Linked DNA regions of Homo sapiens: region 1 is linked to region 2. Evidence: chromatin loops called from intact Hi-C (ENCODE). Cell type or tissue: heart right ventricle. All regions are shown on one strand.

The links. A loop is a pair of places that touch in the nucleus more often than their neighbours do. Peaks named below come from ENCODE experiments on the same cell type or tissue, not always from the same donor. Only the 100,000 strongest peaks of a DNase experiment are listed, where the experiment ranks them.
Region 1: it touches region 2 in a loop (3-fold over the local background); 1 of 110 quality-filtered maps calls a loop at or near these places.

What each region holds. Positions count from the first base shown.
Region 1 is chr1:154,452,362-154,457,361 of GRCh38, forward strand. IL6R (interleukin 6 receptor) reads left to right here. Exons shown (of 10, transcript NM_000565.4): 9 at 2,127-2,220. Among named protein-coding and RNA genes, the nearest start is that of TDRD10, 47 kb to the right of the region's middle. In heart right ventricle, no CTCF peak of the experiment used is centred here; no DNase peak of the experiment used is centred here; H3K27ac peaks cover 883 bases.
Region 2 is chr1:154,882,333-154,887,332 of GRCh38, forward strand. No RefSeq gene overlaps it. Among named protein-coding and RNA genes, the nearest start is that of KCNN3, 15 kb to the left of the region's middle. In heart right ventricle, no CTCF peak of the experiment used is centred here; no DNase peak of the experiment used is centred here.

The DNA of each region.
Region 1 (5,000 bases), 430 kb before region 2:
GCCACACTGCCCTCCTTGCTCCTCCACACATGCTCTACCTCAGGGCCTTTGCACTTGCTGTGTGCTCTGCCTGGACACGCTTCCTCTGACATTCACTTTGCCAGCTCCTTCCTATTACTCAAGTCTCTGCTCAGATGCACCCTTCTCCGGGAGGCTTTTCCTGATAATTTTTTTAAAAAACATTTGTTTGGCCGGGCGCGGTGGCTCACGCCTGTAATCCCAGCACTTTGGGAGCCGAGGCAGGTGGATCACGAGGTCAGGAGATCAGGACCATCCTGGCTAACACGGTGAAACCCCGTCTCTACTAAAAATACAAAAAATTAGCCGGGTGTGGTGGCGGGTGCCTGTAGTCCCAGCTCCTCGGGAGGCTGAGGCAGGAGAATAGGGTGAACCCGGGAGGCGGAGGTTGCAGTGAGCCGAGACAGCGCCACTGAGCAAGACTCCGTCTCAAAAAAAAAAAAAATTCATTTGTCTGTCTCCCTTGATTGGATGTAAGATCCATTTAGATACATGATAGGCACTCAAAGAATATTTGTTGGATGAAAGAAGGAACAAATATATGGCCAGGCGCCGTGGCTCATGCCTGTAATCCCAGCACTTTGGGAGGCCGAGGTGGGCGGATCACCTAAGGTCAGGAGTTGGAGACCAGCTTGGGCAACATGGCAAAACCTCATCTCTACAAAAAATACAAAAATTAGCCGGGCATGGTGGCATGTGCCTATTGTCCCAGGTACTTGGGAGGCTGAGGTAGGAGAATTGCTTGAACCCGGGAGGCGGAGGCTGCAGTGAGCGGAGATCACACCACTGCACTCCAGCCTGGGTGACAAGAGCGAGACTCCATTTCAAAAAAAAAGAAGGAACAAATAGAAAAGATGATGAAATGTTAATAAATGAGCAAGCCAAGCATACTGCTTTCATTACACAGCTGCATCTCTCAAGAGACATGGGACATGCTTGGAGAAACTTGTCTTTGCAGCCAGCGCCCGCTCACCAGTCTGGGCTCTCTGCGCTGCCTGACTCTAGTAGGCATCTGAAGTGATGGCTGGCAGGCAGCCTCTTCGTCAGCAGTGGATTGCATTTTGGGTAGAAGAGCCTGAATGCTGGGTCCATACAACTGTGACTGCATTCCCAGCAGAAGGAGATGGTTTTGTTTAGATGTGCCCTCTGTCTAGTCCAGGGACTCTGGCAGTGGTAGGAAGAGCCTTTCTGTGGGAAGACATGGCTGCTTGCAAAGCTGGTTTGTTCTTTCCTTCATTCAAAGAAATATTTTGGCGATCCTACTTTGTATTCGGCACTGTGTAAGCTGCTGGCAGTGTTACAGTGAAAAAGACACATGTGGTCCCTGCCTTCAGGGAACTCAGTCTAGAGGTGGAAATGGAGAAATACTGGGAGGGGCACTTGCTCAGCTTGGAGTGGGGTCAATTCTCAAAGGAAATGACATCACCTCATCTGAGATCCAAAGGCCAAGTAGGGACTAGACCACAAAAGGGTGCAGCAAAGGTAGAGAAAACAGACAGGAGAGAAGAGGGAACGTGTGTGGAGAGCCCTGGAGGAAAAAGATCATGGCTTGTTGGAGAACTGAATGAAGTTCATATGGCTGGGGCTTGAGTACCAAATGCAGGGACAGGCAAGAGATGACACCCCCATGGAGAAAACTGCTTCCAAACACTTGATTTAAAGCATCCAATCCTCTCTGACATTGTCCTCAAAGGAACTGCCATCAAGGAGGTCCCCAAAGCCTTCCGTTTGTTGTACCCTCTTTGTGCCTTGTGGGAGCAGGTGGAATGTCACCAGAAAAGCCACTCTGAAAGTGAGTAGGAGTCTGTGGCTAGCCACAGGCGCTCAGAAACCCTGAGCTTGAGGTGTCTCTCTTGCCAAGTGGTGGAATCCTGGAATCTAGAGTGGGCTTTGTTAAGAAACAAACAAACAAACAAACAAAAAACAGTTAAGCTTGTCAAATGGCCTGTTGGTTGGCAGAGCTGTTTCATTTTCTGGGAGGGGGGTTGGAGGGGAAGGTTCCTTTGAGGCTTTTGACAGCACCAGCTAAGTGGTTTTCTTCTCCTCCTATTCCTTTTTCTCCATATTCTCCTCTTCCTCCTCTATCTTCAATTTTTTTTTTAACCTAGTGCAAGATTCTTCTTCAGTACCACTGCCCACATTCCTGGTTGCTGGAGGGAGCCTGGCCTTCGGAACGCTCCTCTGCATTGCCATTGTTCTGAGGTGAGATGGGTCCCAGGGGATGGCCCTGTGGTGTTCTCATATTTCTTATCTAGCTTTCCTTTGCCCATTCTGAAATTTATGGTGCATTTATTCATTCATTTATCCATTCATCAAATGAATGCACACACCACAACACACACAACACCTACTATTATGCCAAGCCGTGTTTTAGGTGCTGCAGGAGACAATGCTGGGCAGGACAGATACAGTCTCAGGAAGAAGTCAGACACGAAGAGGTAATCACTACTGTGGTAAGAGCTACAAAAAGCATGCCATGGTGAGGAGAACTGACCTGGCATTAAGGAGGAAGAGGAATTGGTCTGAGAAAGAAGAGGGTTCTTTTTTTTTGAGTCAGCATCTCACTCTGTCACCCAGGCTGGAGTGCTGTGGTGCAATCTCGCCTCACAGGACAACCTCTGCCTCCTAGGTTCAAGTGATCCTCCCACCTCAGCCTCTGGAATAGCTGGGACTGCAGGTGCACACCACCCTGCCTAGCTAATTTTTCTATTTTTTGTTGAGATGAGGTTTCATGTTGCCCAGGCTGGTCTCAAACTCCCAGGGTCAAGTGATCCGCCTGCCTTGGCCTCCCAATGTGTTGGGATTACAGGTGTGAACTACCATGCCCGGCCCAAAGAGGGTTCTTAGGAGAGAAGCCCAGCATGTAATATGGTTGACAGCGTGTGCATGCACGTGTCTGTGAAGGGGGCGCAGCACGGTTGGGGCAATATGGGGCAGGAAGAGTGGACAGGTAGGCTGGCACCAGGTCATAAAAGGCCTTGAAAGAGGTGGGAGGATTTTAGGCCTTCTCTTGAGGCTAAGGAGTGTCTGTTGGAGTTTTTTTCTTTTTCTTTTTCTTTCTCTTTCTTTTCTTTTCTTTTTTTTTTTTTTTTGAGACAGAGTCTTGCTCTGTCGCCCAGGCTGGAGTGCAGTGGTGCGATCTCAGCTCACTGCAACCCCACCTTCTGGGTTCACACCATTCTCCTGCCTCAGCCTCCTGAGTAGCTGGGACCACAGGTGCCCGCTACCATGCCCGGCTAATATTTTGTGTTTTTAGTAGAGACAGGGTTTCACCGTGTCAGCCAGGATGGTCTCGATCTCCTGACCTCGTGATCCGCCTGCCTCAGCCTCCCAAAGTGCTGGGATTACAGGCGTGAGCCACCGCGCCCAGCCTGTGGAGTTTTAAGAAGAACCTGGGCCAGGCGCTGTGGCTCACGCTTGTAATTCCATCACTTTGGGAGGCTGAGGCAGGTGGATCACCTGAGGTCAGGAGTTCGAGACCAGCCTGGCCAAAATGATAAAACCCTGTCTCTACTAAAAATACAAAAATTTGCTGGGCATGGTAGTGCTTGACTGTAATCCCAGCTACTCGGGAAACTGAGGCAGGAGAATCACTTGAACCTGGGAAGCGGAGGTTGCAGTGAGCCAAGATTGCGCCACTGCAATCCAGCCTGGGTGACAGAATGAGACTCATCTCAAACAAAGAAAACCAAAAAGTCACTCTCAATGCAGTTTGGAGACTGGATGGGGTGAGTGAAAATGGATGCAGTAGCCCAGGGTCTGGGCAAGAGATAATAATAAACTGTTTTAGGATGGTGGCAATGGGTTGGAGAGCCATGAATAGATTCTTTTTTTTTTTTTTTTGAGATGGAGTTTCGCTTTTGTTGCCCAGGCTGGAGTGCAGTGGTGCAATCTCAGCTCACTGCAACTTCCGCCTCCCGGGTTCAAGCGATTCTTGTGCCTCAGCCTCCTGAGTAGCTGGGATTGCAGGTGAATGTCACTACGCCCGGCTAATTTTTTGTATTTTCAGTAGAAATGGGATTTCATCATGTTGGCCAGGCTGGTCTTGATCTCCTGACCTCAGATGATCCGCCCGCCTCCGCCTCCCAAAGTGCTGGGATTACAGGCGTGAGCCACTGCACCCGGCCTCAAGATATATTTTAGAGGTAGAATTGACAAGGCTTGACAACAGATTAGATGAGGAGGATGAAGGAGAGGGAGGAGTCCGGGATGACCCTCCCATTTCTGGCTTCAGCAGTTGGGCAGATGATACTGTCATTCACTAAGACTGGAAACACCTGAGGATAGACAAGTCTCAGTGAAAAGTGGTGATTCCACTTTGGGACCCACTTGAGTTTGAGATGCCCCGAGAACCTCAAGCGGACACGCTTGGCAGGCAACACAGATCGTCACCAGCAAGTAGATGGCAATAAGAGTCATTGGGTGGGGGTTGGGGATAGGGCTGAACCCTGTGGGGATCCAAGGTGAAAAGTTCTGTAGAGAAGGAAGTGTTGGGAAAGGGGCTGAGAGGAACCACAAGATTCTGGTGTTGTAAGAACGAGAGGGAGGGAGTGTGCATTAGACACTGAAGAAACACAGTAGGTGTTGGAATTACAACATGAATATGACCTTTCCTCCCTTCCGAGAACCACATACTCAAATGATGAAAATACCATGTGAAGGTATTTTCATGGTAGCTAACGCCTGTAATCCCAACACTTTGGGAGGCCGAGGCAGGTGGATCACTTCATGTCAGGAGTTCAAGACCAGCCTGACCAACATGGTGAAACTCCGTCTCTACTAAAAACACAAAAATTAGCTGGGCATAGTGGCACATGCCTGTAATCTCAGCTACTTGGGAGGCTGAAGCAGGAGAATTGCTTGAACCCAGGAGGCAGAGGTTGCAGTGAGCCAAGATTGCACCACTGCACTCCAGCCTGGACAACAGAGCAAGACTCCGTCTCAAAAAAAAAAAAAAAAAAAAAAGAAAAGAAAAGAAGAAA
Region 2 (5,000 bases):
GGCGGTGGAAGTCAGTGACTCAAAGCAGGTTCGGGGATTATCTGCTGTTTTCAATTATCCACATTCTTCATCACCATGGAGAATTGAGAATTGGGTGTATTTGCCTCCCCCTCAACACTGGTGCTGGCATTAGAGACGTGATTTGTACTTGGAGCAACTGTGGGTAAAGGACTTAGAATGGTCTCTGTGTAAAATTTCCCCAGCACTGAAATGTCATTAAATAGCTCTCCGTACCTGGCACCTCTTGGTCCCATTAAAAGTAACTGGAAGAGGCCTGTTGTGGCGGTTCATGCCTGTAATCCCAGCACTTTGGGAGGCCAAGGCAGGTGGATCACCTGAGGTCAGGACTTCCAGACCAGCCTGGCCAACGTGGTAAAACCCCATCTCTACTAAAAATACAAAAATTAGCCGGGCATGGTGGTAGGCGCCTGTAATCCCAGCTACTCAGGAGGCTGAGGCAGGAGAACTGCTTGAACCTGTGAGGTGGAATTTGCAGTGAGCCGAGATCATGCCACTGCACTCCAGCCTGGGCGACAGAGTGAGACTCTGTCTCAAAAAATAATAATAATAATAACTGGAAGATAAGCATACCTGAAGAGAAGAGAGCTGATGATTATTGAGCATCTGTGATGCACTCAATACTCATTTTGAGCCAAGGAAACTTCAGCTCAGAGAGGTTTTCTTGCCCATGGTTTGTCATAGCATGGAACGACAAACTGCTCCAAGGCAGGGCCTTCGATCCCAAGGCTTGTCCCCACCCTACCCTTCTCTCAGTGAGCTCAGACCTCTCTCAGAAGACATGGGGGCCCATCTTGGACCTCTGTGGTCCTGTCTGTGTCTACTAATATGCTTTCAATTGCCAGTCAAAAAAAAAAAAAAACCTCAAGAGAGTTTAAAAACAAGGAAATTTGTTATTTCACACACTAAAAACTCAAGAGGTAGAACAGTCCCGGGGTCATTAACTTGGCAGCACATGTCACCATGAGCACTGGCTCTTCCTGACTTTCTGCTCTGCCATCCTCAGCAGGTTGATCACAAGGTAGCCAGGGCACACTGAGGCATCCCATTGCCAACCTTCAAGTGCAACAGCAATGAAGGGAAGCCCCCTGCTGTGGATCTCTTTAATAATGAGAACATTTGTCCCAGAAGTCCCTAGACTTTCCTTTGCATCTCACTGGTCAAAGAATGGGTTAGGCTGGGGCATGGTGCCTCATGCCTGTAATCCCAGCATTTTGGAAGGCCAAGGCGGGCAGATTGCCTGAGGTCAGGAGTTCGAGACCAGCATGGCCAACATGTTGAAACCCCGTCTCTACTAAAAATACAAAAATTAGCTGGGTATGGTGGTGGGCACCTGTAATCCCAGCTACTCTCGGGAGGCTGAGGGAGGAGAACCACTTGAACCCAGGAGGCGGAGTTTGCAGTGAGCTGAGATCGCACCACTGCACTCCAGCCTGGGTGACAGAGCAAGACTCAGTCTCAAAAAAAATAAAAATGAAAAAGGGGGGGTTAAATGCTCAGACCTAAACCAACCACCAAGAAAAGGAAGGAGGAGTACCATCTTGGCTAGACTGGGGCCTGACTTCCTCTGAAGCAGATGGTAACCAGAGGAGTGTGGGCACACGGGGGGCTTAAGGCAGAAGTGGGGGTGCCATTGGCTCCTGGACAGAAGGCACTGCATGGCCACATCCGCCAATCCAGCCAGAGGTCTGAATGCTCCTACTTGTAGGGGTTCTTGTCCCCGGGGCAGCTCCCAGTGTGGACTCTGAGGACATGTGCCAGCTCCGTGTCCTTGTGGCTTAGATAAGAAGGGGTGAGGCACCGGCTCATACCAAAATGGGAACCTGCTGGCCTTATTGTGAGCTTATCTAGAGGACACACACGACCGACTTCATTAGAAAAATTGGGGGAAAAATCTTATTAAAGATTTGTTCTATCACATACCAGGGAAGCAAAGCCTTTCATGAAACCTAATGGGCAATACGGGTGATTTAAACAACTACACGGTACTGAGGTCTTTAATTTCCTGTAGGAAACCTGATGATTATCTGTCTGGAAATGCTTCAGCTCAAGTAGGGATATGTGCGAGTCAGAATGAAAAAGCTCTTTATATTTTCACACTTTAAATCCAGACCCTGTGAAAAGAGATCCTTGTCACGGGAGGCCAATCAAGTTCAGAGAGTCCGACTAACTTTGCCCTCCCCAAATGCCATCAAAGGCAAGTTGGGGCTCCATTAAATGGAGAAAACCAAGGGAGTGACCCCAAGGTCAGCAAGAGATACAAGAAAGAGAAAGACAGAGAGAGAAAGGTAGCAAAGCAAGAGAGACAGAGAAATGCTCCAAGAGACAGAAAGAGACAAAGAGCGAGAACAAGAGACCAGAGAATAGAAAAACAGACGAGAAGGAAAGAGGCAGACAGATGTGGCAAAGGAGGAGAAAGACACAGGGGAGAGAGAAAAACTGAGAAAAGGAGAGAAGAAAGAAAAGCAACAGAACTCGACAGACAAGAGATGGCTAATAATCACCTTTGCAAGATTTCTTAATGATACTAATATTTACCTGTTAGAATTTCCAGTTGTGAGTCCCCTTCTGAAAGCTGTCCTTGCTTTCTGTGTGAGGATAGAGATCTAGGGGTCACACATGTTTTTCTAGCCCAGCAGGATCCAGATGTTTCCAGTTCCTGAACTTGGGTCAAGATCCAGCGTTGAGAGGGTCATTATTCAAAGAGGCCTTGAACACACATGATGTTTAGTTAAACATGGGGTAAGAAAACAGCCAGGACACAAATGAGTTATTCTAATTTTGTGAGTTCAGACCTTTGAACTCAACTCCTCATTCTGGTCTCCTGGCTGGAATGAGGACAACAGTCTATAAACAATCCACATATTCTATCTTCCCTCATAGCACATGTAGGCATCTCTAAAAATAATTCCCAAAGTAGCTTAGGCTCCATTTCCCTCTATTTGTTGCCTAGAGAACTCTTATTCACCCCTCAAGGCCTTGTTCAAATGATCCTGCTTTAGGAGGCCTTCGCTGATCCCCAACATCCTCAAACAGGGTTAGCCATGCTGTATTCCCCTAATACTCTGTCGGGACCTCTGCTGAGGCCCTTCTCACATCACATTGTGATTATGTGTTTATGTTCTCCAGCATCTGGGACAATGCCAGGAACAAAGGAGGAACTCCATAAACACTCGTTGAATAAACGGTTGAGTAAATAAATAAGTCTGCCTCCCTGACAGGATTGTAAGCTGTTCAACTTGTATGGAATTAAGTTGAATCCCAGCACTTCAGAACAAAGGCGCACTTAGTGTCTACCTAGTTCAGCTCTCAATGATCAGTGTGTGGTTCATTACAAATACAAACAACTGAATCTAGCGCTCACCAAGCTCTTCTGACATCCCTGGAAATGCTTCTTTTTTTTTTTTTTTTTTTTTGAGACGGACTCTTGCTCTGTCGCCCAGGCTGGAGCACAATGGCACGATCTCGGCTCACTGCAACCTCTGCCTCCTGGGTTCAAGCGATTCTCCCACCTCAGCCTCCCAAGTAGCTGGGATTACAGGCATGCACCACCACGCCCAGCTAACATCCCTGGAAATACTTTTCTGACCTATGCCAATGTGTAAACATAGGAGAGTCTTAATGTATTTACTTTTCTGAATTTTCACGGTAAATGCTTGCTGATTATTAAAAGTTTGGGAAAAAATAGAAAACAATAAAGAAGCAGAAAGGTCACGTAAAATTCCTCTACCAAAGTAGGTATTGTTAAGATGTGGCATATTTCAGTCTTTTGCTATGCATTGTGTTTTCCTTATACAATTGAGATGACAATGTGTGTATATAGGTTTTAGAGCAGTTGTGCTGTAATTAGTGTGTACCTGATATTTTATGTTCTTGTTTCATTAAAGACAGTCTCATAGTGACAGTAAATCCCATCTCATTAACATATCAACATAACCCCACGTTTTTATTAGATAATGTCATGCTCCTCCCCCATCATATGTCTAGAATTTGCTTAGCCATTCACTCTTCTTAGGCAGTTGGGTGGTTTTCAGTTTTAGTTTCTGGCCATTTTAAGGATCATTGCTCTGAACTTCCAGGAAGTAGGTACATGTGGTTAGAGATAAAACTCCCAATAACATCATCATCCACAGACTCTCAAGTACTGCAGCTCAACCAGCTGAGATGGAAGTGAGGATAATGTGCTCCAGATCTTGCTAGCTGACTCCAGAGGTGGCTCTAGTGACAGTGGCACCCCTGTATCTGGATGTGCATAAAGCATGTGAGCTCAAGGAGGCTGGGACAGGCCTGTCTTGTTGCCCTTGGATTCCCCAAGCCCAGCACAGTGCCTGGCACATGACGAGTGAATGAACAAATGGTGCATGCTTGGACAGACGAATGCACTGTTATGCTCAGACACCTCAGCAGTGTGACTGGAGCCTCAGCCTTCTGTATGTTGTACTGTCTGGAACCCCAGGCCTCTGGGGAATTCTGGGAATGTTCCATGTTAGTGATAGGAAAGTGCTCTGAGCCTCTGGGCTAAAAGCACCGCCCTGCAGCCAGAGCATGCTCCCAGCTGAGCAGTAAATGTGAATGAACGGTGATGAGATGCTAAGGACAATGCTCCCCCAACTCCCAGTGCCCCCCTCCCACATGCCCACACATACCCACTTGCTGCCCACATGTGCCTCTCTCTGCTATCATCTGGGGTCACCTTCAGAGCGTCTATTTGGGCAGATAACCCACCAAGTTAGAAACAACATAATAGACACTTCACTTTGTCATCTGAGGAGCAGCACTACATGCTGGCCAACAAGACAGACCAGCAAGCCCAAGAGTGGCTTTCCAGTCATTTATTCCACAAACACTTCTTGGGCTTCTGCTGTGCCCAACCAGAGAATTAGAGATGAATAATATGTGTGTCCATCCTTGAGGAGTTCACCCTTATGTGCCAAATAGATTCGGCTGTGCCTCCAAAATCATCTCCTGGTCCAGCGTCTCCC